7 separate regions of the Homo sapiens genome follow, and all the other regions are linked to region 4. The links are chromatin loops, found by intact Hi-C in ENCODE. Cell type or tissue: heart right ventricle. All regions are shown on one strand. Links, peaks and the distances in the headings refer to the core of each region. The heading gives the core; the rest is flanking DNA. Region 1 has its middle 91 kb from the start of RNF217. Region 2 overlaps HEY2 (hes related family bHLH transcription factor with YRPW motif 2). Region 3 overlaps HINT3 (histidine triad nucleotide binding protein 3). Region 4 has its middle 13 kb from the start of HDDC2. Region 5 overlaps HEY2-AS1 (HEY2 antisense RNA 1). Region 6 has its middle 9.7 kb from the start of TRE-CTC1-7. Region 7 overlaps HINT3 (histidine triad nucleotide binding protein 3).

Region 1 (4,614 bases), core at 268-4,267, 440 kb before region 4:
CATGTGGATAATTAGAAGGACATATAATACATTTTGTGAATCAAGGTTCTTCAAAGAGTGAAATAGGGGAGAGGGGTACTGTTAATAATTAAACCAGCACAACAGGATTAACCAAGACTGTGAGACAGAGGCAAGCCAGGATGTATGGCCATCCTATCAGGATAATTAAAAATCGGTGCCTACACTGACAACACTAAATGCTGGTAAGGATGTGGAACAACAGAAACTCTCATTCATTGCTGATGGGAATGCAAAATGGTGCAGTCACTTTGGAAGACAGTTTGGCAGTTTCTTGCAAAAGTAAACACAATTTTACCTGAAGATCCAGCAATTGTGCCCTTTGGTATTTACCCAAATAAATTGAAAGCTTATGTCCATATAAAAATATGCACATTGATGTTTATAGTAGCTTCATTCATAATTGCCAAAACTTAGAAACAACTAAGATGTCCTTCAGTAGATGGGTGGGTAAACTTTGGTACATCCAGACAACAGAAGATTATTCAGCATTAAAAAGAAATGAGGTATCAAGCCATAGGAAGACATGGAAGAAACTTAAATTCATATTACTCAGTGAAAGAAACCAATCTGTAAGAGCTACATGCTGTATGAATCCAAATATATGACATTCTGGGGAAAGATGAAACTATGGAGACAGTAAAAACATCAGTAGTTGCCAGGGATTAAAAGCCAGGAAACAATGAGTAGGCAGAGCACATGCATTTTTTAGGACAGTGAAACTACTCTGTATGATCCTATAATAGTAATTACATGTCATTATAAATTTGGCCAACCCCGTAGAATGTACAATACCAAGAGTGAACACTAACGTAAACTATGGACTTCCAGTGATTATGTGTCAATGTAGGCTCATCAATTGTAACAAATGTACCATTTTGGTGGAGGATGTTGATAGTGGGGAAGGTTGTACATATGTAGGGGGAGGGAGTATATATATATACCTTCTGCTCAATTTTGCTGTGAACCCAAAATCACTCCAAGAAATAACATCTATTAATTTTTAAAAAGGAAGAAAGAAAAAAGTAAATGCCTAATACCATGAAGTTGCTGTGACAACTAATATAAACAAAATACATAAACACTTAGCATATAGTCGACACTAAATAAAAATTAGTCTTTCTGTTTCTTTCCCTCTCTTTTGACCATGAAAAACACAAATAAGAACACAATTTTAGTACTTGTAACGATGAAGAGATTATGTAACATGTAACAGTATTTATAACTCAGTCTATTTGCCCATTAAAATATTATAAATTAGAATCTATTTTAACAATGTATACTCTACAATCCACAAATTTAATCACGTTTGTTGAATGAGTGACTGAATAAATAAATAAGTCACAAACTCTTCTCTTTTCTACAACACTCTTTTTGCACTTGACTGCTGTTCTTCGTGTATTAGTGGACAGAGGACAGGACCTTGATGTCTGAATTTACCAGCTACATGAGCTTGGGAAAGTCACTTAAACTCTTTGTACCTCAATTTTGTCATTTGTCAAACCAGCAATCATTAAACTCTTTGAGATAATGGCTGGGGAATACATAGTACTTTGCTTAACATATAACTACCTAATAACATTACCTTCCTTCTTTCTTCTATCCTTATGATGTTTCCATTTGACCCCTAAAATTTTGTCTTCTAAATATAAGAATTTTTTTAGAGGTTTCTGGTACATGCAAATTGCCCCTGGTTATCACACATTGTTTTTCAGGTAAACTGGTTAATCACTAACTATCAAAAGTAATAAATTCCAGCTACGTTTCAGAAAGTTAATTGTAAAAATATGGATGTAGGAATTCTGACATAATCTTGGAATTCATTGATAAAAACCCAGGATTTCCCATATCTACCAGTAAGCAGAAGAGGGAGCTCTAAGCCTGGAATTCAAACTCCAGCTTTCTTAAAGCTAAAACTTGATCAAATTTTTGAACCTGTATAAACAAACTCTAAACCAAAAATATCTAAACTATATAAATTCAAGAAGACAGCAAAAAATTCTGATCCATCATCCAAGGATTTAAATATGGAATAATTTATCTTTTGTCCCAAACTCAATATAAACTCCTTTAATGCCATTAACATGAAATGCTTGCTTTCGAGGCATGTTTATTTTTAAAAGTCCACTGATATATTTAAATACATACAAGTATTTGTAAGTTTTTCCTATGTATGATAATATAGCCTTTTTGTGTATAAAAATGTTTGAGAATTTGTAAAGAATGGGGTCATTTTTCCCTTTGTTACAACTTTCTTCTAGTCTAATTCTCTGTGTTGCTAAAATTTACAGACACATTCCTAAGGCTATACAAATGTCGAATCTCTATGATTCTTGGCAGAATTAGTCTTTTATCCATTTACGGTCAAATCTGACTGATTCTTATTGTTTTTAATAGCTATATCTATATTTATCTTTCTCCTTCTCTCTCTCTCTCTCTCTAATTTTATCAGTTCAGACCTCACAATCTATATATTAGTAATTTTTCAGACATTACCAGAAACTATGAAAACCATAATTATTTCACAACTTAATTCCAGCATAGTTACATACAAAAGAGAAGGAGTAAAGGGTTAGAGCATGTACTACTTCAGTCAATTACATTATCTGAAGCACCAAGAAGAGAAAAAATTCATCTCCATTCAATCAATATTATGGCTTAATCACATTTTCTATAAGGATGTAAAAATGAGGGACTGGGGATTTGAAAATGGCTCTGTCACTATCTCTGTGACACTTGAAACATAGAATTTTGCTTAACTTTTTAATGAGAAGAATAATTACTATTATACAAGGCTGTTGGGCAGATTAAATGAGATAATATATGTGTACAAGTTTCTTACACAGTGCCTGTAACACAGCTGCTCAATATAAATGACTGTCTTCTTTTCTAATTTTATAAAGCCTCTATCATTAAAGTTTGCGCTTTAATACAAACCAGGCTGGGTGCGGTGGCTCACGCCTGTAATCCCAGCACTTTGGGAGGCCAAGGCGGGCAGATCATGAGGTCAGGAGTTCGAGACCAGCCTGGCCAACATGGTGACACCCCATCTCTACTAAAAATATAAAAATAACTCAGGGGTGGTGGCACGTGCCTGTAGTCCCAGCTACTCGGGAGGCTGAGGTAGGAGAATTGCTTGAACCCGGGAGGCAGAGGTTGCAGTGAGCCGAGATCACGCCACTGCACTCCAGCCTGGGCAACAGAGCAAGACTCCATCTCGAAAAATAAATAAATAAATAATAAAAAAATATACAAACCACATACAGAAAACTATCAGAAGATTTCCACATTAAGGCTTTCTCATACATAGATTGATGGTTGATTATATAATGATAGCACCAAGGCAATGTCAAATGCTAACAAAACCTAAAACTTTTTGGAGCACTAACTGCCTATCAGGCATTGTATAGCACAGGCTATAGTTAATTTAATCTTCATTATTATCCTTCAATATACGTCCTGTTATTGTCTTCCACTTACCCATGAAGGCATGGAGAGGCTACTTAATTGTCTCAAAACCTCACAGCTACTGCTCAACAAAGCAAATGTGTTTGACCACAAAACTAGAATTCTTAACCATTGCCCCTCACTGCTCAAGAATCTTCTGAAACAGAAGGTTCGTGTACACATGATTTGCATAAGATTTCAACTCTCCATACATTTTAACAAGCTCCTAAGCAAATTTATTGTGTCTATGTTCCAACCCTGCTAATCTGACTAATCTATACATCACAATCTCCAGCCCCATTATTTTAGATAGATTCCTATACCATTACCTACTACGATTTTGTCCTACAAAACAGAAAATCTAGTAAGTAGAAGTAAATTAATAGTAAAGTTCTAAATGTATTGACACTGATACAGCATATTAATGTATAAATGAGCAAATATATCCTTTTCATTCTTTAATGCTTAAAATTCAACAGACATTACTTGCAAAAACGTTCATTCTGTTTGAATAATACTGAAAATGAAATTATGTTGACCAGTGATCACTTCCCTAAAACCAACCATCATTAACTCTAGCAATTTGCTCCTTACTCTTATCAAGAATAACCTAGTAACTACCTCCAAAGCAGCTAATTTATTTCATTTATTCTCTAAAAATAATTATACTTTAATGATCTACTTTTCAGGGTAAGATGCTCATTTATTGCAGTGTATCAAAAGCTTTTATGTAACTGAACCATTAGGCTACACCTTATCATATGGTCCTCTTAAAAGTCTGGGCAAAAACAAATACTTTTAATACTGATTTCTATCTACTCCACGCTCGGCTTGAGTTAGTTGTCTGTAAATCAATCCTTCTGACATGTAGGTGTAAATCTCTGTTCTTCACTTCAGGAAAGTTTCCACCACATTTCTGGGCTTTAGTTTTCTTCTAGGTCTTTCCAGTGTGTTGCTCGCCCCTGAAGCCCAGGTTCATAAACATAACTGAATACTGTGCATCATACTGAAATTTTCTGCAGATACCTCAAATTCCCAATGTCTTCCAAAATAAAGATCTCACATCCATTGTCAATCCTCTCTCTCACAATTCCCACATACCTTTCATAATCAAACTCTAAATTCTACCAGTGTTTTGAGTCCATTCTC
Region 2 (4,614 bases), core at 366-4,365, 440 kb after region 4:
GCAAAACATCAAGTTTGTCAATTTTTTCCTGTTGCAATATATGACTAACTGAAGTTTTGAAACAGTAAGATAACTTCTATTTATTTTAAAGTTTGCACCTAGAGACAAGAGTTTGACGTATGACGACTGCACATCTGTTTGATAGTGGTGCTTAACATAACCCTGATTTGAAAAAGTGGCATTATTTTGTTCAGTGTGCCTGACAGGAGGGAGAAGGAAAGCTATTTGAGATTAGTTGACTTTAAAATATATGAGTGGAACTAGGAAATGCTAATATCTAACTTCTCAGCCCAACTGCCGGTAATTATTTCACTGGGAGACTTTCAAGTAAAAATTGTGGGACATTTTGGCCAATGGGTTAGCATCTGGATTACAAATTAAGGCGTAATTTTTACCTGAAAAGAGACAGCCGGGCTGAAAGCAAAGTCCGTTAAGAGTGAAACAAGAACTAAGAATAAAATAACACAGACTTGAACTGTGCAATCACTCTGAATATTTAATGGGTGCCACAAGTACCCAGAAGAAACTATTGTTATGTTAATGCAGCACCTGACATACTCTTCTTATTTCATAGGCAAAGTACTAGCTCTGTGATTAGATTGAATTCTCCAACAACAACATCTCAGATTATGGCAAGAAAGAAAAGGAGAGGGGTATGTGATTTTTCCCCCTTTTTATTTCATGTAACTTATACTATTGTGTAACAGTTACATTTTTTCATTTGAGTAATTTTATCATTTGTGAATTCATAAACTTTTGTTGTTTGCTTCTTTTGGATAGATTATAGAGAAAAGGCGTCGGGATCGGATAAATAACAGTTTATCTGAGTTGAGAAGACTTGTGCCAACTGCTTTTGAAAAACAAGTAAGCTATCCCCTCCCCAGAATCCCCCCACCCACCCCGCCACCCCCCAAAAAAAAGCTCAAACACAATCTGATTCGCTCATCTGGGAATGTGGGTTCTTGTTAAAGCTCATTAAAATAATAGTGTATGTGCCCTGATCTGGCACAGAGCAGCTATTTCAATAAAATGCTTTGTTGTGGCAAAACTATTAAAAACATAATCCATCATGAAGTTGAAAAACATTTCCATTCTTTAGCTTATTTTCCCCTTAAGGGTAACAGTGTTCATGCTTTCTCTGTTCTTTCTATGAATACCAGTAGTGGTTTTATTTAAAACTGTGCTGTATACCGTATCCTTCAAAAAAAAAAAAAAAACCATTTTTTTCTCAAAATTTTTTTAAAATGTAATATTTTTAATTAAAAAACAATCAGAGCCCAAGAAGTAACATCTCTAGCTCTATTTCCTAAATGATAATACCACTAAAATTTATTTACCAAGCCATTTGCTTTCATTTTTAATCCCTGGGTTGGTAGAATGCCATTTGATTTGGGTCATCTTTTTAGAAGTTTGGTAAAAATGAAGTTAATCATAAATGCCCCTTTTCATAGTTACCTATTCCTTTACAAAAAAAGAAAGAAAGAAAAAGATTTTGCACACTTAGAAAAGTAGAAAGCCAAATGTTTAAATCTTTTGTGGTTTTAGAAGTCATGGCTCTCCCCCTGCCGCAGTGGTTAATGACACAGATTTCTAAGAGTATCTTTCAAAGGATATGGCAGCATGTCCTTGTTGAAAATACTTTCAGTTTAATTCCAATAAGACAACAGTTGTTTGTTTATTCCATTTTGTTTGTTTACTTCATGAATCTGCAAACATTATAAAACAAGCCCTACAAAGTCCTTGGAAATTATCCAGAAAGTGCAGTTTCAATTATTAGTGACTTTACTGAATCTGCTTGTACCATTTTCATGGAAAAATTAAACGCTGACCAAATACAAAACATAATATGCTACTGATTATACATTTTTAAGACAAAAAGCACACCCAATCTATATGCAGAGACTGTGTTTGATAAACTAAAAATAATGTGGAAATTGTAGTTTTGATTAGTAGCATTTTCAGTGCCAAATAGGCTTCAAGTGAAAATGTCAGTAATCAATGATGTTTTTAAAATTTGGAAGTACTGAAATGTCTGCAGTTATGAGGCGAAGTCTGTTTGATTTTTTTTCTTGGTTTGTTAGATTTTTTTTTTCTTAAATGTTGACTTAAACCTTAAAAGCAAACATCAGTTGTTTGGCAGTTAGTTACCATAAACACAAGCTTTCCCATTTGCAGAGCTTGGCTACCAACCCAAGTGAGTTGGCCCTGTCACAATATGATTAGAAAAGTGTTCTTTAGAGCAGTTAAGTAACTCTGGCACTCTCACCGTACGTGGTGCTGATAATTTTTACAAAACAAGTAAAGCATAGGGACCTGAAATAAACCTTAGTGTCCTTAAAAAAGAAAAAAAAAGAGAACATATTGGTAATTATTTAGCTCTTCCAGGAAATGAGAAGCCACCCACAGTCCCCGAGACAGCTTGAAATGGCACATTTGTATTTCAATTGGTTACCAGAGGTTTCCTTATTCTGAAAGCAGGGACATAAAAATATATTTGCAAGACAATTTTATTAAGAACTATTTTAAAAGGTTCAAAAATCCTTAAGCATTTATGATGCTTCCTAGGTAAGCAGTAAATTATTGCTTCTTGTTTGTGAGCTTAGAAATTCACAGTGACACCTGCTGGTAATTATTGGGGAAAAAAACCTTAAAAGTCGTCCTTTTTAAAATTTTTGGATCTGCTTGAAATGCAGATCCAATTATATGGTTCTAGTGTGAATACCTTATTTCAGGACTTAGTAGGCCTGTGAAAGGACTTATTGGAGTTTTCTATTTTAAAAATATTTAACAATCAATTGCTAAAATCCTATCTCCTTATCTTCTGGAGTTGTTATGCAACTCCTCTAGACTTTGGCTTTATAGAAGACTATTGATGCCCCATAGTAAAACATATTATTAACCAAGACACAGATTGAATGCAAAGTTTGAGATTTTTACAACTGAAATCATTTTGCTGTGGTGATCTTAGGAGAATAATTATTCTTATGATTTAAAAAAGTCATTCTAGTTTCTTTTAGTCTTTAAAAGTTAAAATGGCAAATACTTGTCATTAGGTATGACATTAATTAGTGCTTTCATGTAAAGTTTGGAAAGAATTCGAAGTTTTCTGTGAAAAAATAAAAGTTGGGATTGTCTAGTGAGAGGGAAATTGAAGCCATAATGCTAAATTCAGTGTATAATGTTTCAGATTAGTTTCTGTAGGACATAGGATTATTTATTTATTTATTTATTTATGAAGGGATCTGCAAAGTTAGAAAAAGCTGAAATATTGCAAATGACAGTGGATCATTTGAAGATGCTTCAGGCAACAGGGGGTAAAGGTAAGTAGATGACTTCATTTTTTTTTTTTTTTGCCTTTTTTACCTTTCTCTTTTCATGTTATTCCCCCTAATATTGTAAGGAAGTCATAGCTGAACAGTTCTTTAACAAGCTGAGATAGGAGGCCCCAGATTAAAGCCATGGAAATCAATGCTAATGGCAGGATTGAACTCGTGGGAAAGAACTTTTGGAACAAAAGAAGCACTTGACCCTGGGCTTGTGTTTGCTTTCATAATACTGTGGGAGTAAAGCTTCATTCACAGCAGCCTGGTCAGAGATTTGTTTAGGACTTAAGAAGCGCATGCTGGAATCTGTACAGAAAGAACAAAAAACAAACACACAAACATCCAAACATAAACAGGAGGTTAGAGGTAATCCTTTTCTCCTCCTTCTGCTTCTTTCTTCCTACTCCTTCTCCTCCTCTGTCTTCATTAAATGAAGGCTAAGACTGAAAATAATTCAGCTATTCCAAAGGAATTGACTCTAGAGTTATTTTCATTATTGTTTTCAGATTTTTGCTTGGTCTTGAATTTAGACCAAACAGAACAGTTGAAGTGCAGGTAGGAAGTCTCTACACCAGAAGCCATTAATGGAGCAGAGTCATTCTTGGGGAAAGCAAACAGGAGCAGGCACTCCAGGTCCAGGGCCCTAGAGAGGTGTCCTCTGTACTGGATAGTGACTTAGGGAGTAATTGTCGAGGTGGTGAGAGAGGATCTCATCTCATGCTAAAAACAGCCTTGAGATCCTAGTTCACTCAGATTTCATTATCCCACTTACACATCACAACTCAGACTTGATTTTGTTCCTCTGAATCTTTTTCATCCTTCAAAGAATCCTTTGATATTCACCTTAGCCAAGGGTGTTATTCAGTATATTTAACAACTGAATAAGGAGAAGGTATCAGAAGGATTTAAGGGCTCCAACTAAATCCTGAAGGCCTCCCGGTGCTCAGCATTAACCTTTTACTACACTGTATACGGGTCCTAGATCAGGGCAGAGGCAGGACATTGGAGGGAAGCAACTGTTACCAATATTTAACTCCTGTATGGCCATACCATTGAGGATCTCTAGAACATCAGCCCTGATCTTAACCATCTTTTTCCTGCGTCTAGTAGGGAGGGAGGGTAACCATTGTACAGAGAAGCCCCAATGGGTTGACTTTTCCCAGATTGTACCTTCTCAAGGAACCATCCTGAATGATGGCATGAAATGCAAACATTCTTACATAATAGAAAAGATAACTGGATTAAATCACAGAAGCCAATGATCCAGCCTAGCTTGACCACTGCTGTGCCT
Region 3 (4,614 bases), core at 292-4,291, 660 kb after region 4:
GGAGTGCAGTGGCTCAATCTCGGCTCACTGCAATCTCTGCCTCCCAGGTTCAAGTGATTCTCTTGCCTCAGCCTCCCGAGTAGCTGGGACTACAGGTGTGCACCACCACGCCCGGCTAATTTTTTTTGTATTTTAGTTGAGATGGGGGTTTCACCATGTTGGCCAGGATGGTCTCGATCTCCTGACCTCGTGATCCGCCTGCCTCGGCCTCCCAAAGTGCTGGGATTACAGGCATGAGCCACTGCGCCTGGCCACCCAGCTACTTTTTAAAAAATGTTTTTTAGAGACGAGGTCTTACCTTTTTGCCCAGGCTGGTCTCAAACTCCTAGGCTCAAGTGATCCTCCTCCCAAAGTGTTGGGATTACAGGGGTGAGCCACTGTGCCTGGCCTGAATGTGTCTTTAAATGTTTACCCATTTGATAGGACAAGAGTGAAGATCAATGGCAATTTGTGACCTTAATGTCTCCTCTAGTGTAATGTTGTGTCTTTTCTGTTTTACAGTTGAGAACATGGTAACTGTTGGAAAAACCATTCTTGAAAGAAATAATTTCACTGACTTCACGAATGTGAGGTGTGTATACTTCCAGATGGAAACCAATATTATACATTATTGACGTTTTTCAAAATGTCATTTCTCCATGGAAAATGGAAACAGAGGTGGCAGTTTGTGGTTTAAATGTAGTTTTCCTGAAAGTGAGAATATAGTTCATTGGTAGTATAAATGTAATAAAACTTCCTCTTGTGTCTCAATATCTTCCAATAATTTCCACTTGAAGTTTGGACAGACAAGTCTATATGGGCAGTGGGTAGGTAAAATAGTTACAAGTCTACTTTTTAAAAAAAAATTTTTGAGATAGGATCTCACTGTGTTGCCCAGGCTAGAGTGCAGTGGTGTGATCATGGCTCATTGCAGCCTCAACCTCCCAGACTGAGTATCCTTCTACCTCAGCCTCCAGAGTAGCTGGGACCACAGGCAAGTACTGCCACACCCGGCTAATTTTAAAATTTTTTAGGTAGAGACAGGGTCTCCCTATGTTGCCCAGGCTTGTCTCAAACTCCTGGGCTCAAGTGATTCTCCTGCCTCAGCCTCACACAAGTTCTGGGATTACAGGTGTGAGTCACCACACCCAGCAAATCTACTTTTCTTTGTTCAATATGGGCATTCCTATAAAACTGTATGCAAGTTGAATTTTCTTAGAAAAATTTTATATGATTTAAAAACACATGATTATAATTCTAACGTGAAATTAACTTGAATTTGTTGTCTGCTGAACTCTGGCGTAAGCACATGATGTTCAATTTTTCAACTTTTTTTTTTTTTTTTTTTTTTTTTTTTGAGACGGAGTCTTGCACTGTCCCCCAGGCTGGAGTGCAGTGGTGCGATCTTGGCTCACTGCAACCTCTGCCTCCGGAGTTCAAGTGATTCTCCTGCCTCAGCCTTCCACGTAGCTGGGATTGTGTGTGCATGCCACCATGCCTGGCTAGCTTTTGTATTTCTTATAGTAGAGACAGGGTTTTGCTATGTTGGCCAGGCTGGTCTCGAACTCCTGACATCAAGTGATCCGCCCGCCTTGGCCTCTCAAAATGCTGGGATTACAGGCGTGAGCCACTGCGCCGGGCCTTTTCAAATGTTTTAATTTGTCTAAGTAATGTTTTTCTTTTTAAAAGGTTTCCAATTTTGCTTCTGTGACCCAAGCAGGTATAATGGAGATTACTTCTAACACTTTTGACCTAGAATTCAGAATAGACTTGAATTCTAATGCCATCCATGCTACTTGTGGTGTACTCTACGTACACTGTCTGTATTAGTTTAGACATGCCATTTAGCCTCTCCAAGATAATACCTGCTCTGCCTGCTGGTAGGTGCAAATGAGATTCTCTGTGTGAAAAATCCTCCAAAAACTGTTAAGTATTACCAAGTGTGATAATGACAAGGAACAAATGGTGTTTGAGACCCTTTGGCCAGAAGCCACACATTTCCTTCACAGTCATAGGATACTTATTAGAAGAATGAACACTGGACAAAGAATTGAGAGCCCTGAGTCTCAACTCCAGCTCCACGACTGTCTAACTTTGGGACCTTGGGAATATTTTAAACTTTCTGGATCATGGCTTCTCCATCTTTAAGATGAAAAGATTGAGTGAACCTTTGAGTTGCTTCAAGCTTCTAGATTATTTGATTCTACATTATATGACTGTTTGGCAGAAGGAAAACCTAGTCTCCTCTTCTAGGTGGTGGTGGAAATTTTAAAGTATGTACTGCATATCTGACTCCACATTGCTAGTCCCAGAGGATCACTGCTGCAGTATAGCACTTCTATGCCTCCTTTCCACACTTCCACTCACTGATACCTTGAACAGGCAAATATTTCTAGGCTTTGATTATTGTTACAGGTGTGTGTTGCTCTGCTGAGCATAGGTGGACTTGCAAAAATTTTTGTAAGCTTATTTTTAAGAGTTTAAATCATATTTTAAAAACTTTGTAACCATTTAAAGGAATTCTTGTGTATCTTTTAGGAAGCACATAATTATCATTATCATCTAACTTATTTTAAGTATTAAACAAGAAACCTGGGTGATGACGAAAGTTTTTTATGATGACATAATTAATCTCACTACTGAAATATTGTTGGTTTGGTGGGAAATGTCTGAGTACTTTATTAAAGGAAAAAGTGTGCCATCTACTGGCTATGTATTGAATAAAGGAACACGACTACTTGAGTGTCCAGTGATGTTTTTAAAAATTCATTGCAAGAGCATATTTTAAGAGAATGAAAGCTTACGATGATAAAGACTGAAGTGATAAGACATTATGCCAACTCAGAATTCATAAAGATTATATTGAGGCGTAATATGCTGTTAAGGCCTTCCTTGATGATGAGCTTATGTTACTACGAACTTCAACATGAAAAGAAGAGGAAGTGTGTGAATCCTCTGAAGTGCATAAAGAGAAACATTAATGAGATTTGTGACAGTCTATTTACCTTAGGTACTTATTTTGGATCTCATTAAAATTTATGTGTTTTCACCTGAAAAATGACTTTATTTTAGAACTGGTTTGTCAATCATCTCTTTACTTTCTATTTTAGGATGGGTTTTCATATGCCACCATTCTGTTCCATTTCCCACTTGCACCTTCATGTTCTGGCACCAGTGGATCAGCTTGGCTTCTTATCCAAGTTGGTTTATAGAGTCAATTCCTATTGGTTTATCACAGTGAGTATTCTTGTTATGTCAGCAGCATACAAAAATATTTAAAATATCCTTTTCATTGTAGTTTTTTCTTCTCAACAGTAGGCACTTACAGCTCTCATAGACTTGATTACCTGTTTTAACATACTGCTTGCACATATCCAAAATAATATTTTTAATTTGGGGGATTTTGAAGATCATCAGTCTGTAGGAAGAGAAGCTATGGCTAAATCTTCCCCATTGCAAGTAGCAGATACGATATAGAAGAACCATGGTATTCAGAGTTCTGACTCTGGAGTCAGATCTGGATTCAAATTCTGGCTGCAGTGCTTGCTTGAGGGTCCATGTGAAAGTTACTTACATTTTTTAAGGCTCAAGGTCTTTATCTATTACCTGCATATAGGTAACAGTGCCTATACCTAGGGTTGATAAGAGAGTTGATGAGGTAACTTATGTGAAAAGCACTTAAAACAGTACCTTGCAAATAGTAAGTGTCAGGAAATGTTACCTGCTACCTCTATTGTATCATCAACATCATTGTAGAAATTGAGTTTTTGTAGTTTTTGATAGTTCAAATTCCTTAGAAAAGAGTTGTAGTAGTAGCATCACCTATCAGATCTGTGGCTGAAGAGTTGTTTTTTTTTTTTTTGAGACAGTCTCACTCTGTCACCAAGCTGGAGTGCAGTAGTGCAATCTTGGCTCACTGCAACCTCCGCCTCCCGGGTTCAAGCTATTCTCTTGCCTCAGCCTCCCAAGTAGCTGGGACTACAGGTGCATGCCACCATGCCCAGCTAATTTTTGTATTTTTATTAGAGATGGGGTTTCACCATGTTGGCCAGGCTGGTCTCTATCTCCTGACCTCATGATCCACCCGCCTTGGTGTCCCAAAGTGCTGGGATTACAGGTGTGAGCCACTGTGCCTGGCCTGAAGTTTTGAGTCTAAAAAATTACAGCATTCTGCTTTTCCAAAGCAAAAGTGGAGTAGAGTTCAGCTGTTTATACACCTGTGGTCTGAAAGTCAGCCCTTAGATATTAAGTGACTCTGGGGTCCCTCTAAGGCCAATTGACCACTAATTTACCAGGGTGTTATTTTATGTGTCCATGATGACAAAGTGATCTGTAGTTGCCATATCTGAATAATCATCCAATAGTATTTATTTATCATTAGTTAATGAATGGTATTATTCTAGTCATAGTACAGAAAAATTTAAAAAGTGTCTGATTTCTAGAAACTTCATATTTCAAACATATTATCCCTGTCTTCAACTTGTTGCCCAGATGATTTCATTTAAATAATATAAAAATACAAAAATTAGCTGGGTATGGTGGTGCATGCCTGTAGTCTTAGCTACTTGGGAGGCTGAGATAGGAGGATCGCTTGAGCCCAGGATGTTGAGTCTGTAGTGAGTGATCATGCCACTC
Region 4 (4,614 bases), core at 271-4,270:
TCTTGAAGTAGAATTTTTCTGAAAGGGACATAGCTCTGAAGATGAGAGTGAGGAAGTTAGAATAAAAAATATATATTCTCGGGTTTAGCCCTCAAACTCTTGAATCTTTGCTGAAGATGATTTTGTTTCATGACACATTAATTTGTCCTATGTTATTTGAGGTGACGTCTTAGCTCTGTAAATAAGTAAAGGAGATCTAAGTAAACGTTTCAAAGGCTAACAGGCCAAACTCTCCTAGACTGATTATCCCCCAGAACCCCAGGAAAAGCAAGAGCCAGGAATCTCATAATGTGAAGACAAACTAACATTGACGTGTTATGGGCTTGACCTCCCACTTCATGTCTTGCATGCATCACTGTACTTATAACAACCCAACAAGATATGTGTAATACTACATTCGTATTCCATCAGGATGTTGAACTTAGGCAGGTTCAGCACTCACCAGAGGTCACACAGCCAGTGAGTGGTGAAGCTGGGATTCCATCCAAACTGGCAGATCAAAGAACTTGGCTTTTAACCTTTAAATACACTGCCTCCACTTGGCATGCTACATGGTGGTGAGCAAATGCTCTGGCCATTGTAATACTAACTTAAACTTGATTTATGTTTCAAAGAAGTTTCAAGTACATTATTGAATTTGATGCTAAGAACAATCCAATGAGAAAGGCAGTTTAGATTTTCTTATTACCACACCCGCCCTCTAACATGCACACACACAGACACAGACACACACACCCCAGGAGAGTTTAAGTGACTTGGGTTAAACCACAGAGCTACTAAGTGGCTGACCCTGAACTTGAACCTAAGTGTTCTCATCCTTAGCCTACTGCCTTTTTCCTGTGACAGCAATACCACTTCACAGTAAAAAAAAAAAAAAAAAAAAAAAAAAAATGAGGTAAAATTTCCTCCATGTCACTCAGAACATGACATTATCTCCAAAAGTCTCTGTTAAAAGTTAGGCAAGTGGCCAGGTGCAGTGGCTCACACCTGTAATCCCAGCACTGGGAGGCCGAGGTGGGTGGATCACTTGAGGTTATGAGTTTGAGACCAGCCTGGCTAACATGATAAAACCCCATCTCCACTAAAAATACAAAAATTAGCTGCGCATGGTGGTGCATGCCTGTAGTCCCAGCTACTCACAAGGCAGAGGCAGGCGAATCGCTTGAACCGGGAGGCGGAGGTTGCAGTAAGTTGAGATCGCACCACTGTACTCCAGCCTGGGTGACAGAGTGAGATCCTGTCTCAGGAAAAAAAACAAAGACAAGTTACTTAGAAAATATCGTATGAACATCAAATCATATTAATACGTACAGGTGTATATTTTAAATCACTTTAAAGCTCCCTATAAAGGAGAATCTAAAACTGCTTTTTCAAAATTTTTGCATGAATAAATTCAGACACATGTGTAGTGATTTACATAAGTTTATCCAGAAATCAACATCTGTGTTTTGTGTGTGTTATGGATAGAGAGATTTGTACTTTATTTGCACTAGCCACATGCAACAAATGTATAAAGATAAAATCTCTATTCAGATACAGTCTAAGATATCACAATTAGTTTTTATTTAGTCTCAATTTTCTGGTACCCTCTAAGCTGTAAAATCCTGGGAATCCAAAAAAAAGAGTTCAAAAGAAAGGGCCTGAGGGCAGCAGTCAGTGGCTGGAGAGTCAATAGGGGAGTCTTAGAAGTCATTGCACCACTCTGAACCCCACATTCCTCACCTATAACAAAAGGGCTTAGAAGAACTCTAAGATCTCTAAAATGCTAAGGAATAATTCTTAACCTCGATAAAGTCTGAAGACTTGTTTTACTCTGTAAGGATCTACATTTTAAAATAAGTAGCTAAGAATTTTCCATTGCCGTCTTTTAGTAGTAGATTTTTATTGACACAGAACACTCAGGGCTATTTTTCAGAGCCCAGATTTATCCACCTCCCGTGTGCTTCCACTAAAACCGACACGATGTACAGTCTCAGGCACTTTCTCACTGTTTAATAAAAAGGTAATTGGGTGAAGAGCCGTGAGAAAATACTAGTGACTAGATTATTCACTCTTCCGCTGGCCAATGGTTCCTCTGATTTTGGCCCACAGGGGGCCACTTTGATTCGCTGCTGAGAGGTGGCGCTCTTGACCAAAATATCCTCACATCAACGCTGGTGGAGGCTTCCCACTTTATGACTTCCTTATAATAGGCCACAGATGTTCAGTGCAAATGACTGTGCAATACATTGATATCAAAAATTGTTATCACCATACCCCATTCCCTTGGATGATGAATTTCATTTAGAATTACAAAGGAGCAGGAAAAAGGAAGAGGAAGAGGGCAAAACCTCAAAAGACTTCCAATGTTTCAAGAAAATGTTGGACTTTGTTGTGCGCCACTATCAAGCTTTTTCCAAATTTGGTTTCCAAATTACTACGGCAAAGAGGTGAGGTTAAAAGGTTTTGCTGTCTGCAGGCAGAAGGCATCTTTGTGCTGATATGTACCAGCATTCATGTAGAGCTCTAGAGAAAGAGACCCAAGTACTCAGAGACTTTCAAAGGTACAAGTATTATTCTTAGTAATAAACCCCAAATTGTTATACATAGAAATTTGAAATTTAGAATTTAATAAACTGTAGTTCAAATTAACATAGAATCCTCAGAAAGCAAGGCATAAGGATTTGTTTCCCTGATTTAAACTGATGATATGATAGGATGCATCTCTTTATACCCTCCGAATCATGAATCTTTTCACGGCCATGAAATAAAACATGTTAGGGTTTTCTCTTGGCCTGGGGACAAACTGGCTGCCCTTCTGTTAGTCCCATAGATCGGGTCAACTCTCCATGGATATACCAGTACCCCCAGTTTCTGTCTGTCATGACAACTCACCTTGGACAATGCTTCAAATTATTAGATAATCCTTATATTAAAACAAAATTTGTTTCCCTGAAGTTTTAAATTTTAATTCATAAACAAGACAATACTTTAAGATTTTTTTGAGCATCTGCCATGTGCCAGTCCTTGTGAGGGCTTACAAATAAAAAGGTGAGGAAGTTATATGTAGTTTACCTGATCTTGTGGAATTTATAGCACACTTCTCTAGTTCTCTCAATTTTTCCATCCTAATGCTCCTAGGAAATAGATCACATTCCCATTGTAACAGTGGCACTCTACAGCAGGCACATGAGCATCTCAGCAGAGAAAGGAATTATAACCTGAGGAAGTCCCCAAGTGACTCTACTTACCACATGCCCCTCTTTCAGAATCACTGCTCCAATGGCTCTATATTCCTATAGAAGTTTAATCCTACATCAACAGGGTGGCAGGTCAAATATCTGAAGACAATTATTACGCATCTTCTCCCCCAACCCCTCAATATTTGCATCTTCAGGCTTAACATGCCACAGAATTCAAACTATGATGGTTGTGTTCTTGAAGAAAAGACTGGCTCAAAAAAAGCTATTGAGAACAGCTGTAAATGCATTTACATCTGTAGTTAAATGGAACTGAATCCATCAGGCAGAACCAATAGCTGAGGAGGAGAAAAGGTGATGAGAAGACAGAAGCCTGGGCTACGTGCAGTGCATTGAAATGTAGGCTAAAATGAGCAACCAAAAATGCGAGGAACGTGGAAAAGAGAAGAGGGATGCATTGTCCCATCATCTTGTCTTTCTTCATTGTAAGACACAATAGATTGTTCCTTGTTGGGGATTGGAAAGGAAGAATTATAGAAGCAAGCATATTCTGTACGGATTGGTCAAACAAGATTTAAAGCGAGAGACAGAGAAGGAGGAGGAGGGGGAGGAAAAGAAGAAGGAGAAAAAAAGAAATTCTAGGATAAAAATCATTCCCCCTTATAGAGCTGGAATGTGTATAATGTAAAGAGACAGTTGCATTAAAGCATTAGGCCTCATGGCCTGATTAACATCATTTGATCTTTTCCTATTGAAAAGACCCTATGTGTTTCCAAAGGCAGTGGCTTTTTAAATAAAACCAGAAGTCTGGGTGAGCAGAAAGCTGTTAGAAGAGAAAGCAACTTGTTTTATATTTAATCATCTTTTTATCCTACGTGCTTCATAATCTTCAGTTTCCTTCTCTCTGTCAGTAGGGGATGCATATAAAGTTAAAAATCTAGACTCTGGGAGATCTAATATGACAAAAACCAACAAATAAAAATTCACTATGACCTAAATTGGTCAGATCAGACTTTTGGGCTGCCTGTCTCCAGGAGCTTTTTTTAAATTTTTTATTTTTTCTGATTTTTTTTTTCATCTTTTATTCTCCCTCCTCTCAGCTATTTAGCTAACAATCACTAAGCGATTTCAGTGAGATTGATTAGCACACCATCATACCAGTTTTTTTTGTGATTTACTTTTTATCTTGCTTTTCTACATTCTTTTGCAAGTTTCTGGTGAGATTGGCGCTCTTCCTGAATTTGAGAGTGACCATCAGAAAGCCAGAATTTTCCATTAAGCAGTTCGGTGAAGCATATTGGTGGGGGCAACTGGAGCATCTCCACATCCATGCTGTCATCTCAGTGTGGCCGGGCTAAGAGACGGGGAGGGCTTCTGGTTGTTTGAGAGGACAGAGCAGTCATCGTAACTAGTTCAGTCTCAGTGGCCCATTCAG
Region 5 (4,614 bases), core at 327-4,326, 270 kb after region 4:
AGTCACATCTATAGCCTAAAAGTAATGCTTACTGATGGAAATATGATGGTTTAAGGTAACAAATGTAAACCATACCGCCGGTTCCCTTTCCCTCTAATGTGCAACATTTCAACTCTATTAATTTCTATTTCTGAACTGGATTCACTTCTTGCCATATCAACATGTTGGAAACACATTGAAAACAGGTATTTAACATTACTTTCAATGCTTTTTCTTAAGGTTGAGTATTCATATTTTTTTCTGAGTATTCATATTTTTTGAGGTTCATCGCTTTTTAGCAAAGACACTTCCATGAGGGCACTAGAATCTCTCTTGTATAAACTGATTTTTTAAATTGGGTAAAATACATATAACATGAAATTTACCATCTTGATCTTTTTAAGTGTACAGTTCAGTAGTGTTAAATACATTTACATTATTTTGCACCCAATCTCCAGGACTCTTTTATCTTGCAAAACTAAAACTGTATACCCATTAAACAATGACTTCCTATTCCCCCTTCTCCCCCAGTTCCTGGCAACTACCATTCTCCTTTCTGTCTCTGCGAATTTGACCACTCTAGGGGCCTCATATTGGTGGAATCATACAGTATTTGTCCTTTTGTGACTAGCTGATTGCATTTATCATAATGTCCTCAAAGTTCATCCGTGTTGTAGCATGTGTAGGAATTTCCTTCCTTTTCAAAGCTGGATAATATTCCATTGTATGCATATACCATATTTTGTTTATCCATTCATCTGTCCATGGATACTTGTTAGCTATTATGAATAATGCTGTTATGAACATGGTTGTAAAAATAGCTTCCAGACCCCACTTTTAATTATTTTTGGTACCTACCCAGAAGTGGAATTACTGGTAATTCCCTTTTTAATTTTTTGAGAAACTACCATACTGTTTTCCATAGCCATTACACGTTTTTACATGCCCATCAACAGTGTACAAGGGTTGCAGTTTCTCCACATCCTAACACTTGTTATTTTCTGTTTTTTGATAACCATCCTAATGGGTGTGAAGTGATATCTCATTGTGTTCTGATTTGCATTTCTCTAATGATTAATGATGTTAAGCATATTTTTATATGTTTATTTGTATATCTTCTCTGGGAACATGTCTTTTCAAGTCATTTACCACTTTTTAATTCAGTTGCTAGCTTTGTTGCTGAGTTGTAGGAATTCTTTATATATTTTGGATATTAACTCCTTATCAGAGATATATATATGATTTGCAAATTTTCTCCCATTCTGTGGGTTGCCTTTTCACACAGTTGATTGTGTCTTTTTTTTTTCCTTTTTTTTTTTTTTTTGAGACGGAGTCTCGCTCTGTCGCCCAGGCTGGAGTGCAATGGTGCAATCTCTGCTTACTGCAACCTCCGCCTCCCATGTTCAAGCCATTCTCCTGCCTCAGCCTTCCGAGTAGCTGGAATTACAGGTGCCCACAACTGCGCCCAGATAATTTTTGTATTTTTAGTAGAGACAGGGTTTCGCCATGTTGGCCACGCTGGTTTCGAACTCCTTGACCTCAGGTGATCTGCCCACCTTGGCCTCCCAAAGTGTTGGGATTATAGGCGTGAGCCACTGCGCCCAGCTCCTTTTTTTATTTTTAGTTGACGGATAGTGTTTATACACATTTATGTGATTTGTGTCTTTTGATGCACAGAAGTTTTAAATTTTGAGGTAGTTCAATTTATTTTTTTCCTTCAGTGTGCTTTTAGTGTCATATCCATGTAAAAATTTATATTTTATATATGGGGCTAATAAAACAAGAATCATCAAAAAATTAAATCTAAAAATTGGTAACCTATTCTTACTTCCCCTTTTAATGACTCAGTGAATTTCATCTGACCTGGACTGTGAACCTCAAGAGTGCTGGGAGACTGCAAACGTTCTCATGCAACCAGTGAAATGTTGATGGGATGTCAAAACTATGTGACTCTAGGGGCTGTGCTCAGTATAACTTTAGGATTTACCATGTTGGTCTCAGTGACCAAAGAGAGGATATGACAGTGAGGTTGCTTCACTCACTTTGGCCAACCATGTTTGTTGACCAAAGGAAAAAAAGATTATTCCACTTAATAAAATGGATGGCATCCATGTCTGGAGCAGGACCACATCCCAGGCACTTTTCACATGTTCTCTCACCACTAACCTGTGAGGACATATTGCTAAGCTCATTTCCTAGATGAGGAAACTGAGGTTCAAAAAATGAGTCACTTTTTCTAGTTCAGATAGCAAATGGTGAGCTGTGAATTCAATACAAATCTGGATGGTTCACAACTTGCACTTAGAACATTTGTCTTGGCACACACCCTCTGAGGAAAAGGACTGAACAGCACTTTCAAGGACATAGAGAAGACCCAAGTGAGGGTGATAGTGTTTCATGAAGCCATTCCTACCTCTAGACAGACTGTCTGGGCATCCAGAGCCTCCGCCTCAAACATGCCCAAGGGAGTTCTGCAGAACTGCGAGTAAATAAACAGAGCAAACCCTGTTGCAGGAACACCACTGAGCTATTCGGCATAAAATTCGTGTCCCTTTGTTTACTCAGCAGCTTATGCATGGAAGCCAGAGGGCACTGAGATGCCGGGATCTTGTTCTCCAAGTGCCTGCAGCTCAGGCCTGCCTGCTGTCACAGCGGGACAGGCAGCCTGTGTGGAGGGTCACATGTCAGTGAGTAATCACTAAGAAAAGCAACTCTCTGAAGGGCTGATCAACATGTCAGGGTCAGGACGCGCCACACAGATGTGTAAATGTCTTTGTGTGTGTGTTCGCATTTTAAGTACCTATTAAGATCTGTCAAACATGATCAAGCATCTTTAATTAAGTGCCTGGGCCAGTTCATATGTACACACATGCAACTGTTCGTTTCTACCCACTTGTAACTTGATAAACATTTTCTGTGGAATTTTATGTTCACTTATTTACCTAAGCAAGTAAATAAAATACATATTGAAGGTATTTTTTTCCTCTGGTCTACTGTAGGTATTCCAAGAAATATTTTTCTATTTCATGTACATAAAACTTTCTCTCCAACTACTCATGCAGCCAAATTCAAATTCAGAATCTAGAGATGGGCGAACTGTCACTAAATTGTCAAATATCTCTTTTGTTTTAAATACTTTGGCTAGTGGTTGAAACAATGCGATATATCTAGCACGACTTCTCTTAATTTTTAATCCAATGTGTATTTCAAGGGGAATTTAATCCATCTGGTTCTCATTCACTTACTCTTAACTCATCAAAGTGGTACTTTGCAACTGATGTTTGATGTCCAAAATGGCTTATGGGTTTTTAAGTCTTTATAGAGATCTTCCCTGCCTGCCCATTTGTCCTCTCCACAACACCAGTGATAATGAAGAAGTTATATTTTGTTTACCTGACATAGTTTCAAATGACCAGAAAGGTACGCTTGACCAAATGTCAAAGCTCTCAGCCCTATGAGGTCACGATTTTGGAGTGTGATAAAGTGCAATGACCTGGGTGGCACGTTGCTGGAGGCTGCACATGTTGCTCATGGGCAGAGGCCATGTACTCTGTGCTGTACCTTGGCTTGAGGTCCATGCCCACAATGGATGTCCCTAGGCACCGGGACCTGTGATCTGAAACTTCTTTCATGTAGCACTCCACACATATGATGCCACAACCTCTTCCACCCCTGTAGCACACACACACACAAAGCATTCTCATCACATGTGTTGTCTATGATCACTTCAAAACAAGTTTTTAACTCAAGAAAGCCCTGTTGTATCAGGAGAAAAACACATTCAGCTGCTCCTGCTGTTCAAATTCTACCAATAAGAAACTTTCTGCCGTCTTCTCAGGCCTTGGTACTTCCCCAGGTCTCTCGAAGAATGACCACAAAATGCTTAAATATCTCTCAGAAGAAGAAAACGCAGTCTACCATTTCAAAAACAGTTGCAGGATTTGGGCACCAGAAGTAGTCTTTCAGATCATGTAGTCTTTAAAATGTTAACTCTCCAGGTATCTGAATAGGAAATTGTTCATCACATTTCTGTATTTTGTTCTTTCTTTTAAATGTTTAGTGATGTGTAGTCATGACCTTAGCCAGCTTCTCCACTCATTAGTCACTCAATAAACATTTAGTGAGCACCTACATTGAGTCAGACACTGCTAGGCCCTGAGGTTTTCAGAACGCAATCCTGTCCTGATAAGAGCCACTCATGGATCGCCTGCCCATTGAAAGCTGGCAGCCCAGAGACCCCTGTCCTGATGATGCTGTGCCCTTCTGAACCAGTCTCAGGTATACACACGTGGGTCCTGAGCAGATAGAGCTAAAGGGCTGCCTGCTCACCAGTCACAAGAAAAACAGTCTCCTGAGCTTCAAATTATTCTTTGTTTTGGCAGAACAGAAAGGTGGAATATATTTTCTCATCCATCACAGGATCACGACCAACACTCCTATAACAAAAGACAGGTAAACAAGAAAAAAGCATAATGCATTTATTTAATAAAAGTTTTACATGACATGAGAGCCTTCAGAAGAGAAGATGCGAAGACCTAGAGGAAATTGTTTTTATGCTTCAGTTCAATAAAGAAGGGACAGTCTTGTAGAAATGTGATTGGACCAAAAAGGTATGATCTAAGGATAATAGAATGA
Region 6 (4,614 bases), core at 156-4,155, 460 kb after region 4:
ATTCTCCTGCCCCAGCCTCCTGAGTAGTGGGGATTACAGGCACCCACCATCATGCCTGGCTAATTGTTTGTATTTTTAGTAGAGACAGAGTTTTGCCATGTTGGCCAGGCTGGTCTTGAACTCCTGATCTCAGGTGATCAACCTGCCTCAGCCTCCCAAAGTGCTGGGATTACAGGAATGAGCCACCGCGCCTAGCCTCATTTGGTCTTATACACAATTTCTGCTTTCCCACTCAGACACTTTCATTCAAATATATACCAAGGTAGTCCCCCAATATCCATTCTCTTTACATTAAGTGAATAACATGTACATATTGATTTTTATGAATATATTCACAGATTTGCAGAATTTCAGAGTTAGAAGAACATAAACTAGACTATGCTTCATTTCTCAGATGAGAAAAATGGAGGCATAGCCACGTTAGATCATCTTTCCCACAGTGACATGATCCAGGTCTCCTAATTTCTAGTACTTGATTCTTTCTGAGGTGAAGTGACCACAAAGCAAACAACATTTTCTTTTATATCTTGTATATTCGAGGTGCCAGGGGTTTTTATTTTGTTGTGGATGAGCTAAATAGGTCTATCTGTTTGTTAGGATAGCACACTTTATGTTTCCTGTCTTCAAAAGCAATGGTTTTTAGTCTGATTCAAAATAAATACAATGGGGTCATGTTTCTTCAAAAGAAAAAAATATAGTGAGCATAGATGAGATTAAAATTGCATTACTGTTTTCAAGTGATGTCCCTCACTATCAAAAAGCAAATCACACAAAGGTGAACGGAGTTGGGCCACTAATACTCAGTGCAGGATCTTTCATATATACAGTACTCATAAAACTACTGAACCACCCGTGACTGGGCACGGGTTTTGAGCTGCTACTTCATCTTCCTTGCTGTGGCTCCTTAATGTTCTTAGTGTGAAGACAAAATCCTTCACCTCACTACGAGGCCATGCAAGATCCATCTACTGCCTACTTCCCAGGCCTCTCTTCACCTCTCTCTGATACCTCTGCCTTGCCATCCAGCCCTCCTGGCTTTCTTTCAGCCTCTGGTATTCTCCTCGCTCCCTCCTGCTACAAGGCCTTGCACATGTTCCTTCTGTGTGAATGTTCCTTTCTCTCCTTCTTACCTAGGCAACTCATCTTTATCTTTCAGATCTCAACAAATGGATCACTCCTCTGACATCTCCAACTGGTTCAAAACCTCACTGTAGAACTATATGAACCACCTATTTCTCCTTTCTTCCTCATAGGCTTTGTCAGTCACAATTTAAATTTGTGATTGTATGATTACTGTCTATCTTCACCACCACACTCAAAGCAAATGACAGTGACTATGTTTCTGCTTATCATTGAGTCTCCAGGACCTCTTGCCCTGCGTCTATCTGACACAGAAAAGAGGCTCAACAAATATTTTTGGACATTGGTTAAATGAATGAATACATGAATGCATGACTGATGGAATGAGGAAGGAATGAATGAACGTCATATGCTGAACCAGCATACTTGTTGCATTAAATTTATTTGAATGGCTTTCCCCAGTCTTTAATCTGATAGCACAATACATATACATATACAAGTAAAATAAAGCACAATTGATGACAAGAAGAAAGAAACTAAAGGGAAAAAATCCTCAACATTTCAAAAGTGGGATTACTTGATTAAAGAATCAGAATGAGACACATGAGACTAGGACGCCACCTTGTGGTTTATTTTCACATTTACCATTTTCGACCTGCTTTCAGAACAACTTCAGAAAGTTCAACCTGGAACTTTTGTACTTCAGAAAAAGCGAGTGTGTGTTGTTCAACCCCATGTGTCCATGTGTTCTCATCATTCAGCTCCCACTTATGAGAACATGTGGCAGCCCTCTCCCTCTCCCTCTCCCCATGGTCTCCCTCTCCCCACGGTCTCCCTCTCCCTCTCTTTCCACGGTCTCCCTCAAATGCCGAGCCGAAGCTGGACTGTACTGCTGCCATCTCGGCTCACTGCAATCTCCCTGCCTGATTCTCCCGCCTCAGCCTGCCAAGTGCCTGCGATTGCAGGCGCGCGCCGCCACGCCTGACTGGTTTTCGTATTTTTTTGGTGGAGACGGGGTTTTGCTGTGTTGGCCAGGCTGGTCTCCAGCTCCTAACCGCGAGTGATCTGCCAGCCTCGGCCTCCCGAGGTACCGGGATTGCAGACAGAGTCTCGTTCACTCAGTGCTCAATGTTGCCCAGGCTGGAGTGCAGTGGCGTGATCTCGGCTAGCTACAACCTCCACCTCCCAGCCGCCTGCCTTGGCCTCCCAAAGTGCCGAGATTGCAGTCTCTGCCCGGCCGCCACCCCGTCTGGGAAGTAAGGAGCGTCTGCCTGGCCGCCCATAGTCTGGGATGTGAGGAGCCCCTCTGCCCGGCTGCCCAGTCTGGGAAATGAGGAGCACCTCTTCCCGGCCGCCATCCCGTCTAGGAAGTGAGGAGCGTCTCTGCCCAGCCGCCCATCGTCTGAGATGTGGGGAGAGCCTCTGCCCCGCCGCCCCGTCTGGGATGTGAGGAGCGCCTCTGCCCGGCCACGACCCTGTCTGGGAGGTGAGGAGCGTCTCTGCCCGGCCGCCCCATCTGAGAAGTGAGGAGCCCCTCCGCCCGGCAGCCGCCCCGTCTGAGAAGTGAGGAGCCCCTCCGCCCGGCAGCCACCCCGTCTGGGAAGTGAGGAGCGTCTCCGCCCGGCAGCCGCCCCCTCCGGGAGGGAGGTGGGGGGCAGCCCCCGCCCGGCCAGCCGCCCCGTCCGGGAGGTGGGGGCGCCTCTGCCCGGCCGCCCCTGCTGGGAAGTGAGGAGCCCCTCTGCCCGGCCGCCACCCCGTCTGGGAGGTGTACCCAACGGCTCATTGAGAACGGGCCATGATGACGATGGCGGTTTTGTGGAATAGAAAGGGGGGAAATGTGGGGAAAAGATAGAGAAATCAGATTGTTGCTGTGTCTGTGTAGAAAGAAGTAGACATAGGAGACTCCATTTTGTTCTGTACTAAGAAAGATTCTTCTGCCTTGGGATGCTGTTGATCTATGACCTTGCCCCCAACCCTGTGCTCTCTGAAACATGTGCTGTGTCCACTCAGGGTTAAATGGATTAAGGGCGGTGCAAGATGTGCTTTGTTAAACAGATGCTTGAAGGCAGCATGCTCGTTAAGAGTCATCACCACTCCCTAATCTCAAGTACCCAGGGACACAAACACCGCGGAAGGCCGCAGGGTCCTCTGCCTAGGAAAACCAGAGACCTTTGTTCACATGTTTATCTGCTGACCTTCCCTCCACTATTGTCCTATGACCCTGCCAAATCCCCTTCTGCGAGAAACACCCAAGAATGATCAATAAAAAACAACAACAAAAAAAAAAAAAAAAAAGGAAAAGCACCATTATAAACTATGGCAATAGAGGGGAGTGGAATTTTGCTTAACTATCGCTTCCATGCCGTAATCCCAAAGAGTTGGCCCAAACATTACCTATCATTTATTTTTATTTTTCATTTTAATTCAATATTGAATTAATATAGAACAGCATTATATATATGCTATTCTCTCTATATAATATATAATATATAGAATAGCGTATTATAACATTATATATAATATATAACATAGCATTATATATGTTATGCTATTATATATATAATATATAAATATATAATATGTATTTATCAATTAAACCAAGAAGTAGACTTCTAGGACTTCACTTGAAAAGAATTATATGCAGGCTGAGCCCATCATACTGCTATTCTTTTTTTTTTTTTTTTTTTTGAGACGGAGTTCTTGCTGTCGCCCAGCCTGGAGTGCAGTGGCGCGATCTCTGCTCACTGCAGGCTTCACCCACCGGGTTCACCCCATTCTCCAGCCTCAGCCTCCCGAGCAGCTGGGACTACAGGTACCCGCCACCTCGCCCGGCTAGTTTTTTTGTATTTTTAGTAGAGACGGGGTTTCACCGTGTTAGCCAGGATGGTCTCAATCTCCTGACCTCGTGATCTGCCCGCCTCGGCCTCCCAAAGTGCTGGGATTACAGGCGTGAGCCACTGCGCCAGGCGATGCTATTCTTATATGAATGACAGCTCTACATTTCTGTCTACATATATAATGCTATATATATGCTATGCTATTCTATATATTATTCTATATATAATATATGTTATGCTATTCTATATTATTCTATATATGATATAGAACATATCCTATATATTATTCTATTATATATGTTATGCTATTCTATATATTATTCTATATATAATATAGAATATATTCTATTATATGTAATATAGAATATATTCTATTATATGTAATATAGAATATATTCTATATATATAATATAGAATATATTCTATTATATGTAATATAGAATATATTCTATTATATGTAATATAGAATATATTCTATATATATAATATAGAATATATTCTATTATATGTAATATAGAATATATTCTATATATATAGAATATATTCTATTATATGTAATATAGAATATATTCTATATATATAGAATATATTCTATTATATGTAATATAGAATATATTCTATTAGAATATATTCTATATTATATATATATTCTATATTATATATATATAATAGAATATATTCTATATCATATTATATA
Region 7 (4,614 bases), core at 235-4,234, 650 kb after region 4:
GGAGTTTGAGACCTGCCTGGATAACATAGGGAGACTCCATCTCTACAAATATATATATATAGCCTGGCATGGTGATGTGCATCCCAGCTACTTGGGAGGCTGAGGTGGGAGGATCAACTGAGCTCAGGAGATCGAGGCTGCAGTGAGCCATTATTGTGCCACTGCATTCCAGCCTGGGCTACAGAGAGAGACCCTGTCTGAAAGAAAGGAAAAAAGGAAAATTTTAAACAATAAAAAACAGTGTAGTCCTTGACCTTATCCTTTTCTAAAACATTCCATGGATATCAATTTTTAATTTTAATACTAGACAGAAAAACCATAATAAAAATGATAGAAATGGATTAAAATTGATATATAATTATCATGTTTGTTATCTTAGGATAACCAGGATTACTGGAATGGATATGACGCACTTGTTTGAATTGAATTTTGGCTCTTGGAACAGAGAACTATTGAGCAGCATTGCATTCATGGATTTTTTCTAAGGGAAACTCTGCTTACACTGATTTTAATTAATTTTTATTTAATGTAAAGTAAAAATTAAAATCAGTATAAGATACTGAATAAGATATTCACTATCAGATATTTAATATGGTTATTTAGTGAATATAAATTTTCTTTTAGGAAAGTTCGAAATTCAAATGTTAATAGGTTGAAACACGCTCTTCCTTTCCTTTTCTTTTTTCTGTAGATTACTGTGTGGGGTAATGTAAACCAGAAAACTGATGCCATACATGTAGTGTAGTGGTCCCATAAATTAGTACAATATACTGGAATTTGTTTCAGCATTTCAGTCTTTTTAATACTGTAAAGTGGCAAGTAAAAAAGTCTTTGGATATAATTGCTTTAAAAAGTGTTTAAAAAATGCAATCCCTGGACATGTAAATGCTAGCTGGTGTTCTTTTTATAATTGAGGAAAATGCTACGTTGGGAAAAAAATTAAATGTAGAAAGGAATTTATCTATCTTGTTGTGATTCTGTAGCCAAACCTTTAAAAATATGTGTCAAGGTAAAAAACTTTAGGGTAGGGATAGAGAAATGTGTAATGAAATAATAAACTCTGAGATTATTGGTAATGAAATTTTAGTGAACTTTACTCATAATTGTTTCCCCAAAATTGATTTTATGTGTCTTTTTTATTCTCTGGAATCAATAAGCATCTCATGAAGGAAGTGTTATGAACTTAATGCGTAATTATAAAATTGCCCAGTGGGGGTTAGGTGTAACATAAGTATCATTTCCCTGTCAGACTGAGATTAATGATATTTAAGTCATGCCAGAACAGCATTAAGAAATTCTTTTTAAAAATTCACTAACAAATGTTTTTTCCTTTAGAATGAGGACCTAATTTGCTTCAAAGATATCAAACCAGCAGCAACTCATCATTATCTTGTGGTGCCAAAGAAGCATATTGGAAACTGCAGAACTCTAAGGAAAGATCAAGTAGAACTGGGTAAGATGATGGCAGTATTCTTCATGTTTATATCATTTTCAGTTGGTATCAGTGATGGCAGTGAAGATTAAAAAGAAAAAGTCTAGTTAAGTACTGTGAAAAAGGAGCATTATGACTTTTTGAAATTTTCACTATAAAGAATTTTAAATTCATTAAAAAATAGTATAATACTCGTGTATTCATTATGCAGCCTCCACATTTAGGAACTCATGGACAATTTTAAAAAATACATTAACCTTTTCCCACAGTGATTGTGAAGCATAAACCAGACATCATGCTATTTAACATTTAAACTGTCCAAAAGATAATATATTTTTATGACTTTTTTTTTTTTTTTTTTTTTTTGAGACAGAATCTTGTTCAGTCACCCAGGCTGGAGTGCGGTGGTGCAATCTCGGCTCACTGCGGCCTCTGCCTCCTAGGTTCAAGTAATTCTCCTGCCTCAGCCTTCCAAGTAGCTGGGTTTACAGGCATGCGCCACAATGTCTGGCTAATTTTTGTATTTTTAGTAGAGACGGAGTTTCACCATGTTGGCCAGGCTGGTCTTGAACTCCTGACCTCAGGTGATCCACCCACCTAGGCCTCCCAAAGTGCTGGGATTACAGGTGTGAGCCACCGTGCCTGGCCTATTTCTATGACTTTTTAAATGATGGACTTTCTTGACTCTGAAATGAAAGGTGCTATGAAAAATTATAAACAAACAAGTTACGATATGACAAATGAGCTCATATTGCCTTATGGTGAGATCATGTTGGTACCTGCCTTATAGTATCCTGTGAAGATGAATTAGCACCAAAATTTAATTATGAGTTTTTAGTGATGAACTTCTAGCTTCTGAAAAGGAGATTCTGAATCTTGTCTATTAAGGATGATTGCTCATTTTCCTACTCATGCCTTCTGTGGCTTGTCACCTATCATTTTCTAAGACATTTCTAAGCTTACTTCAAATCTGCCTTTAAAAAAGATAATTTTTTATTTTAGATTTGACGGTTTAGATTTGAAGATTTAGATAAAACTTTTATTTTAGATTTGATGGTACATGAGCAGGTTTATTACGTGGGTATATTGTGTGGTGCTGAGGTTTGGGATACAAATGATCTGTGACCCAGGTAGTGAGCATAGTACCCAACAGTTAGGTTTTCACCTCTTGCCCCCATTTCTCTCTCCCACTTTTAGTTGTCCCCAGTGTCTATTGTTGCCATCTTTTTGTCCATGAGTACCCAGTGTTTACCCTCTCCTTATAAGTGGGAACACAGAGTGTTTGGTTTTCTGTTCCTGTGTAATTCATTTAGAATAATCGCCACCAGCTGCATCCATGCTGCTGCAAAGGAGATGACTTCATTCTTTTTTATAGCTGCATAGTATTACATGGTATATATGTACCACATCTTCTTTATCTAGTCTACTGCTGATGGGCACCTAGGTTGATTCCATGCCTTTGCTGTTGTGAATAGTGCTGTGACTCACATACAAGTGCATGTGTCTTTTTGGTAGGATAATTTGTTTTCTTTTGGATATATACTCAGTAATGGGATTGCTGGGTCGAATGGTAGTTCTATTTTAATTTTTTTGAGAAATCTCCAAACTGCTTTCCACAGTGGCTGAACTAATTTACATTCTCATCAACAGCATGTAAGTGTTATGTTTTCTCTTCTGCCTTACCAGCATCTGTTATTTTTTTACTTTTTAAAAATAGCCATTCTGATTGGTGTTGAAATAGTATCTTATTGTGGGTTTGATTTGCATTTCCTGATGATTAGTGATGTGGAGCATTTTTTTCATATTTTTTTGTCCTCTTGTATGTCTTCTTTTGAGAAGTGTCCGTTTATGTCTTTTGCCCATTGTTTCATGGTGATTTTTGGTTGTTTAATTGTTTAATAATTTATTTACAGATCCGGGATATTGCACCTTTGTCAGATGCATAGTTTGCAAATACTTTTTCCCATTCTGTAGGTTATCCATTTACTCTGTTGATAGTTTCTTTTGCTGTGCAGAGGCTCTTTAATTTGGTCCTACTTGTCAATTTGTGTTTTTATTGCGTTGCTCTTGAGGACTTAGTCATAAATTGTTTCCCAAGGCTGATGTCCAGAATGGTGTTTCCTAGGGTTTCCTCTAGGATTCTTATAGTTTGAGGTCCTACATTTAAATCTTTAATCCATCTTGTGTTAATATTTGTATATGGTGAAAGGTAGGGGTCCAGTTTTATTCTTCTCCATATAGATAACCAGCTATCTCAACACCATTTAACTGAATATGGCGTATTTTCCCATTTCTTATATTTGTCAACTTTGTTGAAGATCAGATGGCTGCAGGTATGTGGCTTTATTTCTGGGTTTTCTGTTATGTTCTGTTGGTCTGTGTGTCTGTTTTTGTACCACTATCATGCTGTTTTGGTTATATAGACTTATAGTATAGTTTGAAGTTGGGTAACGTGATGCCTCTAGCATTGTTCTTTTTGCTTAGGATTGTCTTGGCTACTTGGGTTTTTTGGTTTCATATGAATTTTAGGATAGTTTTCTCTAGTTGTGTGAAAAATGATGTTGGTAGTGTTGAATCCATAGATTACTTTGGGCAGTATGGCCTTTTTAACAATATTGATTCTTCCAGTCCACGAGCATAGAATGTTTTTTCATTTGTTTGTATCATCTATGATTTCTTTCAGCAGCATTTTATAGTTCTCCTCGTAGAGATCTTTCACCTCCTTGACTAGCTGTATTCCTACGTATTTTTGTGTGTGTGTGGCTATTGTAAATGGGATTGTGTTCTTGATTTAGACTGTCAGTTTGAGTGTTGTGTTTGGAAATGCTACTGATTTTTGTACATTGAATTTGTATCCCGAAACTTTACTAAAGTAGTTTATCAGTTCCAGGATCCTGTTGGTGGAGTCTTCAGGGTTTTCTAGGTATGGACTCAGATTGTTGGTGAAGAGAGATAGTTTGACTCCTTTTCCTATTTGGATGCCTTTTATTTCTTTCTCTTGCCTGATTGCTCTGGCTAGGACTTCTGAAATCTGGAAAGGCTTTGTCATGAGGTTCTGGGATTAGTTTGATCAATATTTTAAGGTAGCCTACATGATAGATCAATTGGGCTAGATTTTTAAGAGGTAAGAAACCACTTTAATGGAAAACCTTGATGTGTAGTTCATTAATATTTAGGCTAGT

Evidence for each region. Peaks named below come from ENCODE experiments on the same cell type or tissue, not always from the same donor. Only the 100,000 strongest peaks of a DNase experiment are listed, where the experiment ranks them.
Region 1: it touches region 4 in a loop (8-fold over the local background); 25 of 110 quality-filtered maps call a loop at or near these places.
Region 2: a loop joins it to region 4, with 16 times the contacts of the local background. A loop is called at or near these places in 110 of 110 quality-filtered maps.
Region 3: it touches region 4 in a loop (5-fold over the local background); 65 of 110 quality-filtered maps call a loop at or near these places.
Region 5: a loop joins it to region 4, with 2.9 times the contacts of the local background. A loop is called at or near these places in 15 of 110 quality-filtered maps.
Region 6: a loop joins it to region 4, with 13 times the contacts of the local background. A loop is called at or near these places in 105 of 110 quality-filtered maps.
Region 7: it touches region 4 in a loop (6-fold over the local background); 76 of 110 quality-filtered maps call a loop at or near these places.

Annotation. Positions count from the first base shown.
Region 1 is chr6:124,868,924-124,873,537 of GRCh38, forward strand. No RefSeq gene overlaps it. Among named protein-coding and RNA genes, the nearest start is that of RNF217, 91 kb to the right of the region's middle. In heart right ventricle, for the core only: a CTCF peak has its summit at 1,881 (motif pointing right); no DNase peak of the experiment used is centred there.
Region 2 is chr6:125,751,227-125,755,840 of GRCh38, forward strand. It overlaps HEY2 (hes related family bHLH transcription factor with YRPW motif 2), which reads left to right. Exons shown (of 5, transcript NM_012259.3): 2 at 575-653; 3 at 781-864; 4 at 3,239-3,320. Among named protein-coding and RNA genes, the nearest start is that of HEY2, 3.9 kb to the left of the region's middle. In heart right ventricle, for the core only: a CTCF peak has its summit at 2,636 (motif pointing left); no DNase peak of the experiment used is centred there; H3K4me3 peaks cover 3,166 bases; H3K27ac peaks cover 4,000 bases.
Region 3 is chr6:125,971,758-125,976,371 of GRCh38, forward strand. It overlaps HINT3 (histidine triad nucleotide binding protein 3), which reads left to right. Exons shown (of 5, transcript NM_138571.5): 3 at 502-571; 4 at 3,090-3,216. Among named protein-coding and RNA genes, the nearest start is that of TRMT11, 12 kb to the right of the region's middle. In heart right ventricle, for the core only: a CTCF peak has its summit at 2,691 (motif pointing left); no DNase peak of the experiment used is centred there.
Region 4 is chr6:125,312,184-125,316,797 of GRCh38, forward strand. No RefSeq gene overlaps it. Among named protein-coding and RNA genes, the nearest start is that of HDDC2, 13 kb to the left of the region's middle. In heart right ventricle, for the core only: CTCF peaks have their summits at 2,102 and 2,302; a DNase peak (open chromatin) is centred at 2,118; H3K27ac peaks cover 535 bases.
Region 5 is chr6:125,582,165-125,586,778 of GRCh38, forward strand. The region is part of intron 4 of HEY2-AS1 (HEY2 antisense RNA 1); the gene reads right to left. Among named protein-coding and RNA genes, the nearest start is that of LINC02523, 90 kb to the right of the region's middle. In heart right ventricle, for the core only: a CTCF peak has its summit at 2,536; a DNase peak (open chromatin) is centred at 2,627; H3K27ac peaks cover 1,062 bases.
Region 6 is chr6:125,768,298-125,772,911 of GRCh38, forward strand. No RefSeq gene overlaps it. Among named protein-coding and RNA genes, the nearest start is that of TRE-CTC1-7, 9.7 kb to the right of the region's middle. RefSeq lists an enhancer at 2,512-3,434. In heart right ventricle, for the core only: a CTCF peak has its summit at 1,709 (motif pointing left); no DNase peak of the experiment used is centred there.
Region 7 is chr6:125,965,552-125,970,165 of GRCh38, forward strand. HINT3 (histidine triad nucleotide binding protein 3) reads left to right here. Exons shown (of 5, transcript NM_138571.5): 2 at 1,336-1,453. Among named protein-coding and RNA genes, the nearest start is that of HINT3, 11 kb to the left of the region's middle. In heart right ventricle, for the core only: no CTCF peak of the experiment used is centred there; no DNase peak of the experiment used is centred there.